4 separate regions of the Mus musculus genome follow, and all the other regions are linked to region 1. A link is a loop called in an ENCODE intact Hi-C map of the cell type or tissue named here. Cell type or tissue: heart. All regions are shown on one strand. Region 1 holds the start of Mtmr10 (myotubularin related protein 10). Region 2 has its middle 3.1 kb from the start of Gm39023. Region 3 holds the start of Fan1 (FANCD2/FANCI-associated nuclease 1). Region 4 overlaps Klf13 (Kruppel-like factor 13).

What was found. Hi-C counts contacts between places; a loop is a spot of excess contacts. Peaks named below come from ENCODE experiments on the same cell type or tissue, not always from the same donor. Only the 100,000 strongest peaks of a DNase experiment are listed, where the experiment ranks them.
Region 2: it touches region 1 in a loop (2.0-fold over the local background); 4 of 42 quality-filtered maps call a loop at or near these places.
Region 3: a loop joins it to region 1, with 2.8 times the contacts of the local background. A loop is called at or near these places in 4 of 42 quality-filtered maps.
Region 4: a loop joins it to region 1, with 4 times the contacts of the local background. A loop is called at or near these places in 7 of 42 quality-filtered maps.

Annotation. Positions count from the first base shown.
Region 1 is chr7:64,285,928-64,289,927 of GRCm38, forward strand. It overlaps Mtmr10 (myotubularin related protein 10), which reads left to right and starts at 1,743. Exons shown (of 16, transcript NM_172742.2): 1 at 1,743-1,914; 2 at 2,412-2,472. The coding sequence starts at 1,855. In heart, a CTCF peak has its summit at 1,625; a DNase peak (open chromatin) is centred at 1,684; H3K4me3 peaks cover 2,230 bases; H3K27ac peaks cover 1,263 bases.
Region 2 is chr7:63,853,722-63,857,721 of GRCm38, forward strand. No RefSeq gene overlaps it. Among named protein-coding and RNA genes, the nearest start is that of Gm39023, 3.1 kb to the left of the region's middle. In heart, a CTCF peak has its summit at 1,769 (motif pointing right); a DNase peak (open chromatin) is centred at 1,760.
Region 3 is chr7:64,372,466-64,376,465 of GRCm38, forward strand. It overlaps Fan1 (FANCD2/FANCI-associated nuclease 1), which reads right to left and starts at 1,591. Exons shown (of 14, transcript NM_177893.4): 1 at 1,470-1,591; 2 at 1-1,289. The coding sequence starts at 1,038. In heart, a CTCF peak has its summit at 1,591; a DNase peak (open chromatin) is centred at 1,576; H3K4me3 peaks cover 1,497 bases; H3K27ac peaks cover 1,000 bases.
Region 4 is chr7:63,934,807-63,938,806 of GRCm38, forward strand. It overlaps Klf13 (Kruppel-like factor 13), which reads right to left. Exons shown (of 2, transcript NM_021366.3): 1 at 3,161-4,000. The coding sequence starts at 3,740. Among named protein-coding and RNA genes, the nearest start is that of Klf13, 2.1 kb to the right of the region's middle. In heart, CTCF peaks have their summits at 1,505 and 2,491; DNase peaks (open chromatin) are centred at 1,685, 2,585 and 2,965; H3K4me3 peaks cover 3,382 bases; H3K27ac peaks cover 2,855 bases.

The DNA.
Region 1 (4,000 bases):
CCCAAGTGCCTAAGTGGACTAGTACAACTAGATATGCAGAATATGGTATTTTAAAATTATCCAGAAAGATAACAAATCTGGAGTTCCCCCATTTTTCAGTTTTTTTTGCTGACATGCATAAAAGATGCAGATTCTAAGAAAATATGGACAACACCCCCTCCCCCCAAAAGAGCACAAGTGTTTGAAGACTTTTAGGGAATACATCCATTTAAGGTAGAAAAGTAACAGAATCGTCATAAAAGTTAAATATGTACCAGTGTTTTTTCATGAGTAGTTCAACTGAATTTACATGTCAAAATACAGTCAAGTGTTATAAACAGATAAGCTAGAAAGATTCAGGGCTCTGACTCCAGGACAAGCTGAAGAACACACAGTATTAGTGATGTCAGTGCACTTGTCTGCATGATGACTGTGATTTCTGGGGCTCACGTCAGTTTCCCTCTGACATTCATGATAAAATGTTGAGTTTGGACCACTATTTTTCAAAGTATAGGGGCATGGAATACCACTGGCCCCCTCCCACCAAAGTCTACTTCAGTTCAGAGGCACAACAAATCTAGACATACCCTATGCTGTGCTGAAGTTGGACAGCCCTTTGCAGCTAAGTGGCAGATTCTCATTTCCACAACCTACTGTATGAATGAAGGGAAAAGGGAAAGAAAAGAAAGGACATGACTACTCTTTGGTATGGTGGAGGAGAAAGTTTTTTGTAGATAAAAGGGAGATCATAGCCAGAGGCAGAGAAATCTGGGAGAGTTCAGAGTAGACTTGACCATGAGCCATGTGAGGAGAGCAGGGCAGGAAGGGGGAGAGGAGAGAGAGGAAGAAGGTGTAGCAGCCAAGAGGGCAAAAGGTGAAAGAGATCAGTCATTAAATAACCAAAATGACTGGATTTTATAGAGAAGAGCCTCTGGGGAAGGGCAGCCCAGTCCCTGGGTTGGAGAGTCCCTGGGTAGAGGGTTGGGTATGCTAACCATAACAGGTCCCATAAAAGCTAGGGACTAAGGGATGCTGAGAGAACCTGGAAGCCAGGTATGCTATATGTTAAACAGGCACCTGACCTATTAGTCCCAGGGTTTGAAATTTAACAGTGTTTGGTTCCCACCAGCGATGGGGTCTTCTCTCCCTGGAATTCTGTTAACTTACCTGTTGAATAGCATCTTTATAAATGAGGATGGAAAGGGGCGTGGGGAGACAACTTGCTTAATATCCCTTTTCACTTAAAGTTTAACGAGAAGAATAAAATCAGAAAACTAAACTGGGGGTTCTGGTTTGCCAGCCAGTATCATCTGTCCCAGGCACTCAGCACAAGCCAAGCCTCAGAACCTCAAGGAAACCAGTGGTTAAATCAATTGGTAGCAAGAGGTGAAAGAAAAGTCTTCCCTCCTTTAATATAGCAGCCATCGCAGATGCCGGAGGACTCGGGTCCTGGAACAGCAGCTACCGTGCACACTGACCACCACAGGCCATTGCAGCTTCGCGAAGCCGGCATGACCCTCGTGAGTCGCAGTAGGCCTGTGAAATCCTCCGTGACCCCTGCGGGCCTCCGTAGAAGCGCGCTCTCAAGATGGCCTCTCGGGTCCCCGTGGCGCCCCACTCCAGCGTCGCGCTCCGTGACAGTACCGCCTAGAGACTGAAAGCTTTGACTGCAGCTCCGCGCGAGTCGCTTCCGGGGATGGGCGTGGCTCCACCAGGCTCCGCCTATTTCGGGCGGGCGCTCGGCCTGGTCCGTCCCCGCCCGTCAGTCCGCCCGGCGGGGCGGGCCGCAGACCCGGCCTGGGCAGCTGCACCGGGAACGCTGAACCGGGAGACTTCTGACCGGCCATAGGGCCGGGGCGCACAGGCGGCGGCACCATGTTCTCTCTCAAGCCGCCCAGACCCAGCTTCAGGTCCTACCTCCTGCCGCCGGCCCAGGTAAGCGCTCGCGACCCGGCGGGGGGCTCGGGACCCAGACGAGTCGCCGGCAAGCGCGCCTCCCGGGAGCCACGGGCGCAGTAGAAACTTGTAGCGCTCCGCGGCGGCGGCCATTCTCTGGCCGAAGTCCTGCGGTCCCTAGTCCTGCCGTGTGACGAGATCGTAGAACCGTCCGGAGCTGCATTTCTTTCCTTCCTTCGGGGCTGGGCACCGACCCTGCGGTGACTGCCAGATGGTTGCAGCGCTGTGGACACCTCGCAGAGCTTACCTGTCTCATAGCTGTGAATTCTTGAAAGCGGCTTGGGCTGTTGTAAATATGTTTATTGTGAGGCTCTCAAGTCGACGAGAAGATCTTAAAACGATCTCTATTTGGACCTGAAAGAGTTTTTAGTAGGGGATATATGTCTGTTGCATGTGTCATCACTTAGAAAATCTGCCTTAGTATCTTGTGACAGGGCGGTGTTTGGATTTTGCTTTATTTTGTTCCTGTATTTCAGACTGACGATAAGATCAGTTCCGAACCGAAGATTAAAAAGCTGGAGCCGGTCCTTTTGCCAGGTAAATTTCAGAATTTGAATGTGCCTTGGACTGAGATTGTACGGAATGGTATTGTGTAGTTCTCTTTCCCTTTCCATTATTTTTAACTTTCTCCAGAGAGTTGGCTAGACATAATTGATGTTTGTCTCGGAAAGTTTAAAGTACAATAGAAGACTTTCAAGAGAATAACTACCTCATTTCTTTTCTGTCTCCTGAAAGGGTAGTTTTGAAAGATGAATCTAATTGCTTGGGTAGTGAAAGTTCTTATGCTTTCCATATGTGTTACCACCTAATGAAATCATGATTAATAATCCAATCATTTTAATGTGTTTTGATAGTATGAAAAGCATGTCTGTGTTCTAAGATAATGACAAAGCTTAGCAGACATTGACTGACTCTGTAATTGGCTTTTGAAGTTGTCAGCTGTCTGCAAGTTTGCTTCTTTCAGTTTAGAACTTTGTTTCCCAGTAGAGACACTATTGACCTTTCAGGCTGGGCAATTCTTGTGAGAAGCTGTCCTGAGCTGACAGCCATCCCTACCTCTTTGGCCTCTTATCAGTTCCATGATAGTGGTGCCCCCATCTTCTGCTAACTGCTAACATCCTCAGTACAACCAGAATGTCTCCAGGCATCCCCGTGTGTGTGTGTGTGTGTGTGTGTGTGTGTGTGTGTGTGCTCGAGCCTCTTGGAAATCATTTGTTAAGAACAAATTTATCTTAGATGGAGACCTTACAAATAGAAGTAGGGATTCATAGAAAACAGTTTTACAATGTAGAAAAACTATTATTTGATTACTATTTTTGAATTGTGTAGCAATTACACAATAATTAAAGAAAAATCGGTGTTTTAATAAGATTATTGGGGCAAATAACCAGACATTTAGGAAGGCCTATCTATCTTAAGCTTAAATTATGATCAAATACCAGTTTTGTATGTCAGAAAAAAAAAGTCTCAAATTCATCCCTTTAATAAGAGAGTTACGACTTCACAAGTGTGGGAACTTGAAGTGTAGTAGAGATGAACAGTTAAAGCGTCAGCCTTTGGTTCCGTATGGCAGATGCCAACTCTTAAAAGTTCTTGTAGACTACTAGAGTTATATTTTTTCTGGCTTTTGTTAGTGTCTTCTCCTCAGTGTTTACTGATGAACCCTTTCTGCTGGTCCTGAGAGTGAGCTGAAGCAGTACTGAGCAACCCTTGCCCCCGTGCATGCTCCGTGTTGGTATTCGCCACCGTAGGCACAGCAGAGACAGCCAGGGGAGCAGTATGCGTGTTGACCAAGTGTCTGGAAGCTGTTGAACTTTGCCTTCGCTTTGAACTGGTTTTTAGACAGCCAGGTCTCCCCTCAGCAATTCTGTGCTCTGACACTAAAAAACAATGTAGTCCTAACTATAAATACTCAAGTTTTGTTTTTTTTTTAATTAGCTTTTAAACTTAAGCTATGCTTAGGAAAAATGTGATTATGAATATGGTTGAAGAATTTTCTTAATGAAGAATTAGTCTTTGAAATTACTACTAATACTACTACTATTACTACTACTACTACCATTTC
Region 2 (4,000 bases), 430 kb before region 1:
GAAAACAGACTCCCAAAAGTCGTCCTCTGACCTTTATCTGTGTTCTGTGGCATGCACACGTCCCACCCTTCAAAAAGTTAATAAATAAAAAAAAATTTCAAAAACTTATTTGTTTCTTTTCAATTTTTGTTTTATGTGTATGAGTTGTTTGCCTGCATGTATATGCACATTCAGACATGCACGCATACATACATGTATATATACATAGGTATGCCTATGGACCACACGTGTGCTTAGTACCCCCAAAAGCAATAAGCAGAAGACCAGGTGTTCTTAACCCCTGAGCTATCTCTCCAAAGGAAGATGTTCCATCATTTGCCTGTGAAATGCATGATGTCTTTGTTTTTTAATAGCTGAATAGTATTGCATTATGTAGATGTACCACATTTTCTCTACCATTCTTCCATTGAGGGGCATCTAGGTTGTTTCTAGTTGCTGGCTATTTTAAGTAAAGCTGCTATAGAGCAAGTTTCTTTGTGAGATGTTGGAGCATCTTCTGGGTATATGCCCAGGAGTGGTATAGCTGGGTCTTGAGGTATTCCTAATTTTCTGAGAAAACACCAAATTGATGTCCAAAGTGGTTGTACAAGTTACTGGCTCAACTCCAGACCCATTCCATGGGCAAGCACCAATCCCTGACACTACTAATGATACTCTGTTATGCTCAAAGACAGGAATCTAGCATGGCTGTTCTCTGAGAGGTTCCACTCAGCAGCTGACTCAGACAGATGCTCCACACACAGCTAAACAGTGGCTGGAGCTTGAGAACTATTATGGGAGAGTAGGGGGAAGGATTGAGTGTCCCGAAGGGGACAGGAACTCTTCAGGAAGAGTGCAACAGAGTCCAACAGCTCTGGACCCTTGGAGCTCTCATAGATTGAACCACCAACCAAAGAGCATAGAGGAGCTGGACCTAGACCTCCCTGTACATATGTACCAGATGTGCAGCTTGCTTGGTCTTCATGAGGGACACGAACAACAGGAGCGGGGGGTGGGGGGGATATGCCAAAAACCGTTGCCTGTCTGTGGAATATGTTCTTCTACACAGGCTGCCTTGTCTGGCCTCAGTGGGAGAGGATGATGCTCAGTGGGAGAGGATGAACCTAGCACTGCAGAGACTTTGGGGTGGGGGGACTCCTATCAGAGAAGGGGAGGGATAGAGGAAAAGACTGTAGGAGGGAGGAACCAGGAGAGGTGGCAGTGAGTGGGATATAAAGTGAAAAAATAAAATAAAATAAAATAAAATAAAATAAAAAGAGGAACACACCTACCTCTAGGCAGACCACATTTCCCAGAGCCCGAAGAACCCTTGGAGTCTTCTAGAAATCCCCGTCCCCACATGGGTCTGAACATTCTGCTGAGAGGTGGACCAGGGCCCTGCCTCTGGAATTAGGCAGCTGCCATCCTCGGGTAGGCAATCCTGACACCAGCTGCCTGTGGGTGAAACTGCTTCTGCCTGGAGCTGCTGGGACATTCCCATTGACTGCAGCTCCTAGGTGTGAGGAGGCTCAACCTTACCATGTGGAAGGCTAGGGCTACCCAGAGCAAGGGCATCCATTAGCATGGTGAGCCCTCCATCTCTGAGCCTCTGTGCCTGGCTCCGCCTTCTTGCAGGTAGTTCCTGCAGAGCCGCCACGGGATCCCTGCTTCAAGGCAAGCAGGCCCAATTTTTAAATTTTTTTGTTGTGTGGAAAGATTTTTTGATCTGGATGCATCAACTGGCTAGAAGGTTTGTGCTCCTCACCAACATGACTGTGCCACCCAGCAGGGGGCAGCAGACAGACCCAGTGGACAATAGTGAAAAGAGCAAAACTCTGCAGGTCAGAAGAGGTGGGGTTTAATTGCCCTTGGGAGCTGGCACAGTATCTCCTTTGGACAAGTCACCTAATGGTGTCACTTAAATGATGGCCATGTCACACTGCCCTGTAGGTGCTAGGCAGGGAGTCTGGGTCGGCCATTCATCCCCCCCCTCTGCTATAGCAGAAGAAGATGCGATGCATCTTTAGCACCATTCACCATGGTTCTATCGGACTAGAAAGTTCACGGTGAGCATCCCGAATCAGAAGACCCCAAATCCACAATGGGCTAAAATCAAAGCTAGTCACGACGGTACACATTTGTATGATTCCTTACTGCAGAACTAGATGAGATAGGAAGATCGTGTCAGGCCATCTTGTCTAAAACAGAGGGGAATGCTGGGAGATGTCTCTGTGGGTAGAATGTTCCCATTCATACAAGAGGACCCCAGACCGCATCTGCAATCCTCAAGCCCCGCCCCCCAGAGAGATGACAGGCAGACTCTCAAGCAGTCCCTGGGCAGACTAGCCTGGTATGCTGTATGGAGAGCGAACAACAGAGATCCTGCTTCAAACAAGGTAGAAGGCAATGTCTCCTGTCTTACATACACACGTGAACACACATGTGCATGCACTTCTCAGCCATCCCCAGGTAAAATGCAGGCCTGAAAGTGAAGGTGGGCCTTTTTCCCATCCCCCACCCCCAGCCTGGATGCCTGCACTCCCTGGATTCCTGAAGTCCTTGGAAGTAGCAAAGCCCAAAGGCTGAGCCTCATGAAGGCTCAAGCAGAGAGGAGGAGGAGGGGTTGGAAGGAGAGAGTAGGACCCATGTCTGGCAGGCTCTAAAATTAAGGGTTCTGGGTTCCCTCTTGGTCCTGAACCTCTTGATGTCTGCTTCTGTGATTCCCCCAGCATCAAGGATGCTATCCTGGAGATCTGATTCACCCCCACCTTAGGCAGCTCACTGTAGATCCCCTGAATGAAGGACATAGTCTCAGTTCAAAGGAGACTACAGAGGCTTGACTGCATAGAGTCGAAGGGCCTGTGAGAGCATAAGGCAGGGAGATGTGAAGCCCAGTGTGACAGGCTCTCAGCCCCTCCTCGTGGTCCCTGTGGACACAAAGCCCCTGAGTTACAGAACCTGCCTCCCAGTGGCTAGTGCTCCTGTGCCCCTCCAAGGACAGCATTCTGGTGCTTCTACCCACCCAGTGTGAGCCAGCTCTGACTCAGGGCACACCCAGCGCTGGAAGGCAGCACAGGTTCCAGCGCCCCCGGACCTCCTCTAGGAATGAAAGAAACAGGCCTGGGCCTGGAGCAGTGGGTGTCAAGGTATCACCGGGCCCCTGCGTGGGCCTGATGGCTGTGGGAATCTGAGGGGATTATGCGGTGGTTTGGCAATGTTGAAAGGCAGACTCCACGCCCACTAAATCCTTTGGAGCAGAGGAGCCCTTGTTTTCAGGTGAGTTCAGTTCCGAAGGGGGTGGACACACACACACACAGCCTAGCTGGGGCTTCTTATAGTTGCATCTGTTCCTGATCGCCTGAGGTGACTAGTGGCACTCTCTAAAGAAAAACAGGGTGAGGACCTCCATAGCCAGGGTTGACTACCCAGGCAAGGATGAGCTGTTGGTGCCATCTTCAATGAAAAGCCACCTGGTGACATCACCAGTCCTTGGAGTAGATCAAAGGGAACCATATGGATGGCACCCAGCTGCCAGGGCTGCCAGCTCTTCCAGCCCAGGAATGCCTGGGGCTGCCTGGATAGGAAAACTGGAAATGGTACCTGCCTGCCCACCGCCTCTTATTTGTAAGCCACAGGCAGCCTTAGCCTCCTACTTAGACTCTCCAGGGCCAATGGTCCTGTTCTAACACCAACACACACTCTTCGCAGGCTGTGGTTGTGGTGCTGCGGCTCAAAAACCAAGGTGTTTAGAGAGATCTAGAAGCGACAAAGGCCCCAAAGCCCTGGAACAAGGTACTGTAAATGAGCATGGATGAACACTGAGGGACAGACCCACAGACAGAGCATCTCCCAGATACCCACCACTCCTTTCACAGTACCAAAAGGTCAACAGCTGGCTAGGTTTGGCTGCCTCTTCCACCATGCCTTCAAACAGCAGACAGTTCATATGGTCTATTACATCTCCTGCACAGCCCCGTCCCTTGGCTTAGTGGGTTCCCCTGATGTGATGGCGGGCCCCTGA
Region 3 (4,000 bases), 87 kb after region 1:
CCTGACAAGCTCTTGGTTGTTACTCCACGTAGTCATGTCAGACATGTCAACATCGGTAGGACCATTTGATTCTGCCTCCCCAGACACCAGCGTTTTGGCCGCAGCATCGAAAGTCATTTGTACTTCTTTGTGACTGCGCACCTCGAGCGGCTCAGCAAGCCCTACATCTGCCCTTCTGGCACTTTCTTGCTTTACAAGAGTGTCTCCCGGAGAGGATTTCGTGTTACTGACGAGAGTTGAATCTGAGGACAGTAATATGGAAGCATGCTCTGCAGATGCAGGGGTGAGGGCTGGCTCCCCGCAGGAAGCTTTCTGGCTTTCATCTCCCGTTATTTTATTGTTCTTTACCTTCTGTTCTGAAGCATTCTCTTCTTTTAGAGGTGCACATGAATAAATGTTTTCCTTTTGGGAACTGTTCAAAACCTCATCTTTGTCTTCCATCTCTGGACAGTTATCAGTCAGGCTGGTGCCAGGTGTGGACGGAGAAGTCTGTGGGCACTGACTGGCTAGTCCCTCATTCTTAGCGAGTGATTTTTTAGCGTTTAAGTATCGTCTGGACAATTTCGATGTCAGACTTCCCAAAGGCATAATTTCTACACTCTGATTTGGAAGCTCATTTTGATCTTTGGACACTAAGGCATCTTTAAAGTAGGGACTGGTCTGCTGTTGTATGCCCAGTTTTGAACCACATTGGACAGAAATTAAACTTCTCTTTGGTGGTGATAATTTCTGAGGTGTCACATTCTCTAAAGGACCACTGGGTAAATCTGATGTAGGCACAGTTGGACTCATTAATCCAGCCTGAGCAGGCTCTACTTGAACGTCATCACCAACACCGTTGTTAGCACAAGACTCATCAAGGTGCCGAATGAGGTCATACCTGGGCACCATTTTATGACAAGTTGAACATGCAAGTTTAGCAGGTGGTGCACTGTTAAAATACGAAGTAATCGAATGACACTGGCTTTTTGCAGTTTTGCTGGTAGATAAGCTTCTACGGGGTCTTTTTTGATCAGGTGATTTCCTTTGTGACGGCATGACTATTAGAGAAAGTGGGCGACCCAAGAAGAAAATCAGGTCATCTCAGGTAAGGACCGAAATGTTTTACTTTCATTCACTTGGCTTGAATTAGTAAAAACAACAACAAAAAAAAAGGGTCCCTGCTACCTCCTCATCAGTTAATACAGCGGCCACCCCAGGTGAAGGACCCTAAAGGGTTACTTTTACTCTCGCCGTGAACTAATACAAAGTGAAATAGCATTTGATGTCGTTATTCGTTCAACTTCTTCCTACAAAATAAAATACATGAGTTAAAAATATTTTTATACATTTACGGGGTCGGCCGACAACTGAAACGTAGAATGGCAACTTCTGGAACGAGAACCCTGAAGTGGATACAGATCGGAGCGGACCTGCAGCTCCGCGCATGCTCTGTGTCCCTCGCTTCGGAAGGACCAAGCTGCACTTACTTTCAGGGCCTTTCTAAGAACCGTTTGTCTTAAAAAGAGGACGCTGACTCGCTCAGACTCCCCTGAACTCACTGCAGCGGAACAGGCTGAGTCGCTCTCAAAGGGCCACAAGGCGGGCAGTCGCTCTGCGCAGCCCGGACCAGCCAGAGCAAGGCGCTACAGGCATCCCCAGCCGATCCCCGCGTCTTCGCTCCAAGGCTCAGCTAGTGGAGGACAGAGTGATCGAGCAGAAGGCGGACCAAAAGAGAAATGGAGTGTGTAGACTGAGGAAACTGTGACATGATTGTACTCTACTACCTCAAGAGCTTTACACTAAGGTAGCAGAACATTAACCGTTGTGGTGGTAATCCCTTTTTGTTTTGTTTTTTGAGTAAAGGTTTCTCTGTAGACCTACAGACTCACTCTGTAGACCAGGATCACCTCTAACTCAGAGATCATCCTGCCTGTGCCTCCAGAGTCCTGGGATTAAAGCCATGCCGTCATCTCACCCAGCATTCCTAACACAACTAAAAATTAATGAAACGCTATGATACGCTAATCATGATAAATATTTTATGATTAGTTTGACTTGACATGAAAGAAGGACCAGAGAAAGTTAGATGAACAGAGAGAAAATAAATAGAAAAACCAAATAAATCAGGTCAATAATGACAGGAAATGGTCATGATTAATATACTTTAAAGGTAAAACTAGTCCGATTAGACTTAAAATGTAGTTCCTAACTATGTGCACATACAAGAGCCTGGTATAGCAAATTGTTAAAATTTCCACAAAAATACAAACTATGTAATAGTTAAATCACTGCTAAAACTAACACCTTAAAGTGTGGGGAGATGAGATAATTACTCAAAAGTATTTATTCAGAGGAAAAAGATAAATCCTATTTTGAATAAAATTTAGGATGTTTTTGGGCGTGGTGATACACACCTTTAATGCCAGCACTTGGGAGGCAGGAGCAGGCGGATCTGAGATGGAGGGCAGCCTGGTCTACAAGGCTTCTTGTGGCTGCATAGTGTGACTCTGTCTCAGAAACAAACACCAACTTGGGGAGATTTTTAAATGTCCTATTAGTGGGGCCATAGTCAGAGAATGGCCCCCAAACTCATGTGTTAAAATATAATGGCTGGGACTGAAGAGATGGCTCAGCGGTTAAGAGCACTGACTGCTCTTCTGAAGGTCCTGAGTTCAAATCCCAGCAACCACATGGTGGCTCACAACCATCTGTTAGGAGATCTGACGCCCTCTTCTGGGGGTGTCTGCAGACAGCTACAGTGTACTTACATGTAACAGTAAATACATCTTTGGGCCGGAGCAAATGGGACTGAAGAAAGAAGAAAACGTAATGGACAAAGGGGAAAATGTTGGCGTATTTGTTGTATTACATCATTAGGTTCTCATATCTTTACCTCAGTTCCATCTCTTATTCCACCCTTCTCCCTTCCACCTCCCTAACGCTAGGTAGGAAAGAATATTAGAGGGGAAAGGAGGCATAGACTTCTATAGGCTACTTTCTGTTGCTGAGGGTCGTCCATCCTTCTTCATCAGAGTATCCAGCAGTCCAGCAAACCAGCAATTCAGCAATAGCAGATGCAACAGCAGCAGAGGCAGGAGCATGGGGAGCAGCAGCTACCACAGGCTCTCTCCGGGCTCTGGCATTTAGACCCTCTCCAGAGTCCCAGAAGTAAACTATCTGCAACTGGTAAAATCCCCCTAACCCCAACAGAAGACAGTAATATTTCACAGCTGTATATAATCTGAAGCAGCCCCGTATCCCACACCTGGGATTAAAACAAAAACATATTCATATAACCTAACTGGATTTTTAAAGAAACCAAAACTACAGGGGAAGGTGTAAGCCACACACATGAAGGTGCTGTTTTGTGAAAGAAGACACAGTAGTGGGAGAAGAAAATCAAGAAGTCAAAGCACTATGTACACAGACAGCTGGTTATGAGCAAAGCGGCAGGCTCTGGGTGCTTCTCATAGCAGGAAACACGGTGAGAAAGTGGAGAGCACCAGTGCAGGGAGAGGGTGTGGAAGCTCAGGCCTGTTTCACAACCACAAAAACCCACACGCTTTCTATTATTTGGTTTTTGTTCTTCTAGGGTCTAGTGTGATCCAAGCTGGTGTCTAACTCACTATGGAGCTAAGGAAAATCCTGAATTTCTTATCCTCCAGCCTCCATCTTCAGAGTGGCGACATTATGGGTATGCGCCACCTCTGGTCCCAGAAAGGCATTCCAATTAAGTTTGCCACAGCACCATGAAGTCTCAAACAGTTCCCATCAAGCAAATAAGGGTTATTTTTTGTCAACTTGAGGGGAAAAAAAGACCTCAGTTAAGAAAATGCCTCTAAAGACTCCTGTAGGGAAGTCTGTGAGACATTTCCTGGACCAATGACCGACAAAGGCAAAGCCTGGCCCACTATGGGCGGTACAACCCCTTAGGAAATAGTGCTGTGTTGTATGTGAAAGATGGGAAAGCCAGAGAGAACAAGCCCGTAAACTGTTTCTCCATGGTCTTTGATTCAGT
Region 4 (4,000 bases), 350 kb before region 1:
AATCCCATGAAGAATCAAATTCCTGCTTAGTGGGGAAGGAGAAATTTGCAGGCTAACCCTCAGAAATGAATGCAGGAAACTGCCACAGGTTTCTACTACAGGTTTCTTCATTCTACTTCCCAGCCCCTGTCCCTGTCCCAAACAAGAGCAGGCGCCCACAAACCTCACTCCTGGCTGCCGGGAGAGACTATGCCTCACTGTGCTTACCTTCCTCAGGGTGCCCTGAGAGCCACAATGCAGCCTGACCCAGGCAGCAGTCAAGGAAATATTTCGGTTCTAGGTGCTAGAAGGATAGCAGAGCAAAACAGCTTTGAAGACAATTCTTTATGGAAATAAGGAGAGAGGAGGAATCTATTCAGGGTATCTGAAAACTGAGTGACCCACCACCATTCCACCGCAGGCCTACCGGCCATGCAGGAATATCCAGATTGGGGTGGGGTAGGGGAGTTTGCTGCTCAAAGAAGTAGACCTTCTGAAAATTTTCATATTCCCACCTTGAACCCCCCAGCCTCCAAAGCAACGTGCTCCTCCAAAAGTAAGGTCACCAAACTCCCCAAATATGGGCTGAGAGGTTCCAATTAAGTAAACAAGTGGCCTGGGTTGTTGCGTTTCTTTGTTCTATTCATTTGCTCTAACACTGACTACAGAAATGTAGGCAATGGTCCAAGAGACTACTAGGGAGGGAGGGGTCATCACCTTGTAGCTAAGCAGGAGGGGCAGCTCTTTGCAAAGGACATCCATACCAGAGGAAACCCTTTGCTAGGGACCCTTGGTCTTCCGAAAGGCACTAAACATCCCAGCTTTCCAAGTGGCCAGGCACAAGCCACCAAACCACAGCGAGGCTTGGGAAAATTGCCGGCTACCTTTAGCTAAAGCGGTGAAAATTATCACTCCTGCCACTATTATTCTCGAGGGGGGTATTCGGGTGGAGCAGATGTGGCAAGGCATCAGTCAGCCAGTACCCTACTAAGTAAGATCCACAAACCAAACCGCCCCAGAGCCAGAGCCTACTCGGAAGTCCTGAGAAGATTAAGTCACTCCCTGGGACCATCTTGCTGAATCCTTTCTGTGCCCAAGAAACACCCTGTCTCTTAAGAACATGAGTTACTTAAGCGCTTCAAGGTCTAGCAATGGCTTCCCAGGGCTTCCCGGATTAGAGGCAGAACCAGACTCCACCCAGGAGCAGGCATCTGAAATGGGCAACTCTCATCATCAGACTCACCTGGGTACCAAATAAGATGCAGCCTAGACATCTACAGGCCTCCCTAACCCCGCTCTCAAGAGGGCCTGGAACCTTACAACCCCAGAGGTGCAGCCTCCCTCCCTCGGCACATATGGAGAGCGGCTCCGATTACCTACTCTTAAAACAAACCGAATAGCACACTATTGGCACTAAAAAGAAGGCCGACTCTATTCTTTCTACCTGCTCTGAGTTTCCTGGCGCTCCGAAGAGAATGGCTCCCTTTCCATTACGGAAGATGCGGTCCCCAGCGCCCCCAAACGTTTTCTAAACGCCAACTGAGACTGAAAGGAGGAGCGAGCCAAAAAGGAAAAACATCTTGGACCCAACCCGCCCACGACATCCAGCCCCTCCCCTCAGGCAAGCCCTCTGCATTTCACCAGATCGGCTACCGGGTGCTGCAAGTGGGAAACCACGGTGAAATATTCTGCACCAAGATTTCTCAATTCGATAGTTCGCCGAACACCCCCGCCCCAACTCAGCACTCTTGGTCCATCAAGTTCTGAACCAAGCTCTCTGCTCCTCCCCCATGGCCACACCCACCCCAGCAGCGGCTTTCCCGAGCAGAACTGGGAACCCTACACAAACCCCACCCACCTTCTGGGCTCACAGACCATTAATTTCGACTCCGAATGCCGGGAGATGACAGTCTTCACTCAATCCCATCACCTGCCACGTGGTTTGAGGGACCACAGATAAGGGCTGAGGACCCCCCCCCCAACCCCCGGCCTCTATAGAGAAAGTTCTGACACCTCCCTGGCCTAGAGCTCCGGCTCGTTCCATTATGAACACACGGGCCTTGAGCTCTAGTCTCCACGACTTGCATGTCTAGAGCTTCTCGGTCGGTCACTTAACTGTTAGCAACAACAACAACGAAAAGAACAGACCCCGGTAACAAAGTAACGGAATTAAGTATTTTTTGCAGTGAACTTGAGAGTTAACTGTTACGAAAGAGTTTCTGTGAGCTCAAAAAAGGAAAAAACAACAACAAAAAAACCCCAACCAACCCTAAATGTTTGTGTTAACACCAAAAATGGAGGGGGGAAGTCGGACTTCGACATCAACTACCAAGAGTCGAGCTGCGAAGCGGTCCCCGGAAACCAGAGAGGCGAGTGACCTCACGCCATCCCAGGTTTCAGGCTCAGGCCGGCCGCCCTGGTACAGGTGCCACCTGCCTGCACACAGCCCAAGAGCAAGTGAGAGTTGGATCAGAAAGGTCAGTGAACGGAGCGCGCCTTCCTAGAGCAAGCGCAGCCCCCTGCGGCCGGGCGCGCCCCCGCCGGCCGGATGGGCTGGGGCTCCCACAAAGAGCCGTGGGGTAGGGAGCGAGGACTGGGACCGCCCCCCGCGTCGGCCAGCGCCGCCGCTGGGTCGGGTTGCGACAAATTAAACCTTAGAGCCCTGGAAAAATTACAGGAAGAAGAGAACGAAGAATGTGCCGAGTGGCTGAAGGGAGCCCTGTCCCCGCGTGAACTTCGCCCGCCCCAGCCGGCCCCTCCCTCGCCAGAGCCCGCCCGGAGGCCTGGGAAGAGGGGTGGCGAGACTCCAGCTCCCCGAGCACCTACGCCCCAAAAGGGAGCGCCGCCTGCCCCCCCCCCCAACCACCTCTAGCGCACCTGCCCGCGCCGCCCGCAGCCCGGATGACGACATCTACCCCCGCGGCCCCGCCCCAAGAGCCTGGGAGGGGGCGTGCCCGATGGGGGCGCGGTCGCCGAGAGGGCGCCGGCTCCAAGCGCCACGGCCAGCGTCACGCGAGGCCAGAGCGCCAGGACAGGGGCGCGGCTGCGATCGCCCTCAGCTCATGGCTCCCCGCCCTCGGCCCCGGCCCCCTCTAGCGCTGGGCCCGAAGCTCTGGGGGCGTGGCCGGTCCCAAGCAGTCCCTAGTCCGCGCGTTCGCGGCGTCCCCGCCGCCCCACTGACCTGTGTGAGTTCTCAGGTGCGCCTTGAGGTGCGAAGATTTCCCGTAAACTTTCTCGCAGCCCGCGTAGTGGCACTTGTGCTTCCTCTGCGGGGACTCGAGGTCCGCGCGGCTCCGGCCTCGCCGACCCCTTTGTCTGAGGCCAGGCTCGCCGCTCCCCGCGGGGCCGGGCTCCTGCTCCAATGCCGCCTCCGGCTCGCTCCACGCGGGGCTGGGGGGCGCGGCCGGCGCGCCTGCTTGTCCCGGGGAGGCGGGCTCTGGGCCGGGTGGCGGCGCAGGGGGCGCAGGCGGCAGGCGGCAGGGGGTCCTCGCCTTGCGCGCAGCGGCCCCTTCTCTGCGTTCCGCGGGGGCGGGCGCCGGCGCCTGCTGGTTGAGGTCCGCTAGGATCCGAGCCACCACGAAAAGCGAGGCGCTGTCCTTGCCGTCGCGGCGCTCGTCAACGCGGGGCAGTGTGGGGGCGGCGGCGGCCGCGCCCTCGGGCCGGGGTTCAGGTCCTTCCCGCGGCTCGTGCACGACTGCGCGGCTGGACATGGACACGAGGCACTCGGCGGCAAAGTGGTCCACATAGGCGGCGGCTGCCATGCTGCGGGCTAGGGCGCGCGGTGCTCTCGCAGGAGTCGTCAGCGGCGCATCCGCACCCACGGCCTCCGGGAGCGGCGGGGGGCGGGGGCGCGGCGCGCCCTCTTCTCCGGCTGGGCTGGGCTGGGCTAGGCTGGGCGCGTAGCCGCTTCTGCCGTCACCCGCGCGGCTCCGCGTCCGCCTGGCCGGGCACTGGAGGGTGAGCGCATGGGGGGCTCCAGTAAGGAGGGTCCGCGTGCGGCGTCAGAGTCGGCCTGTCTTAG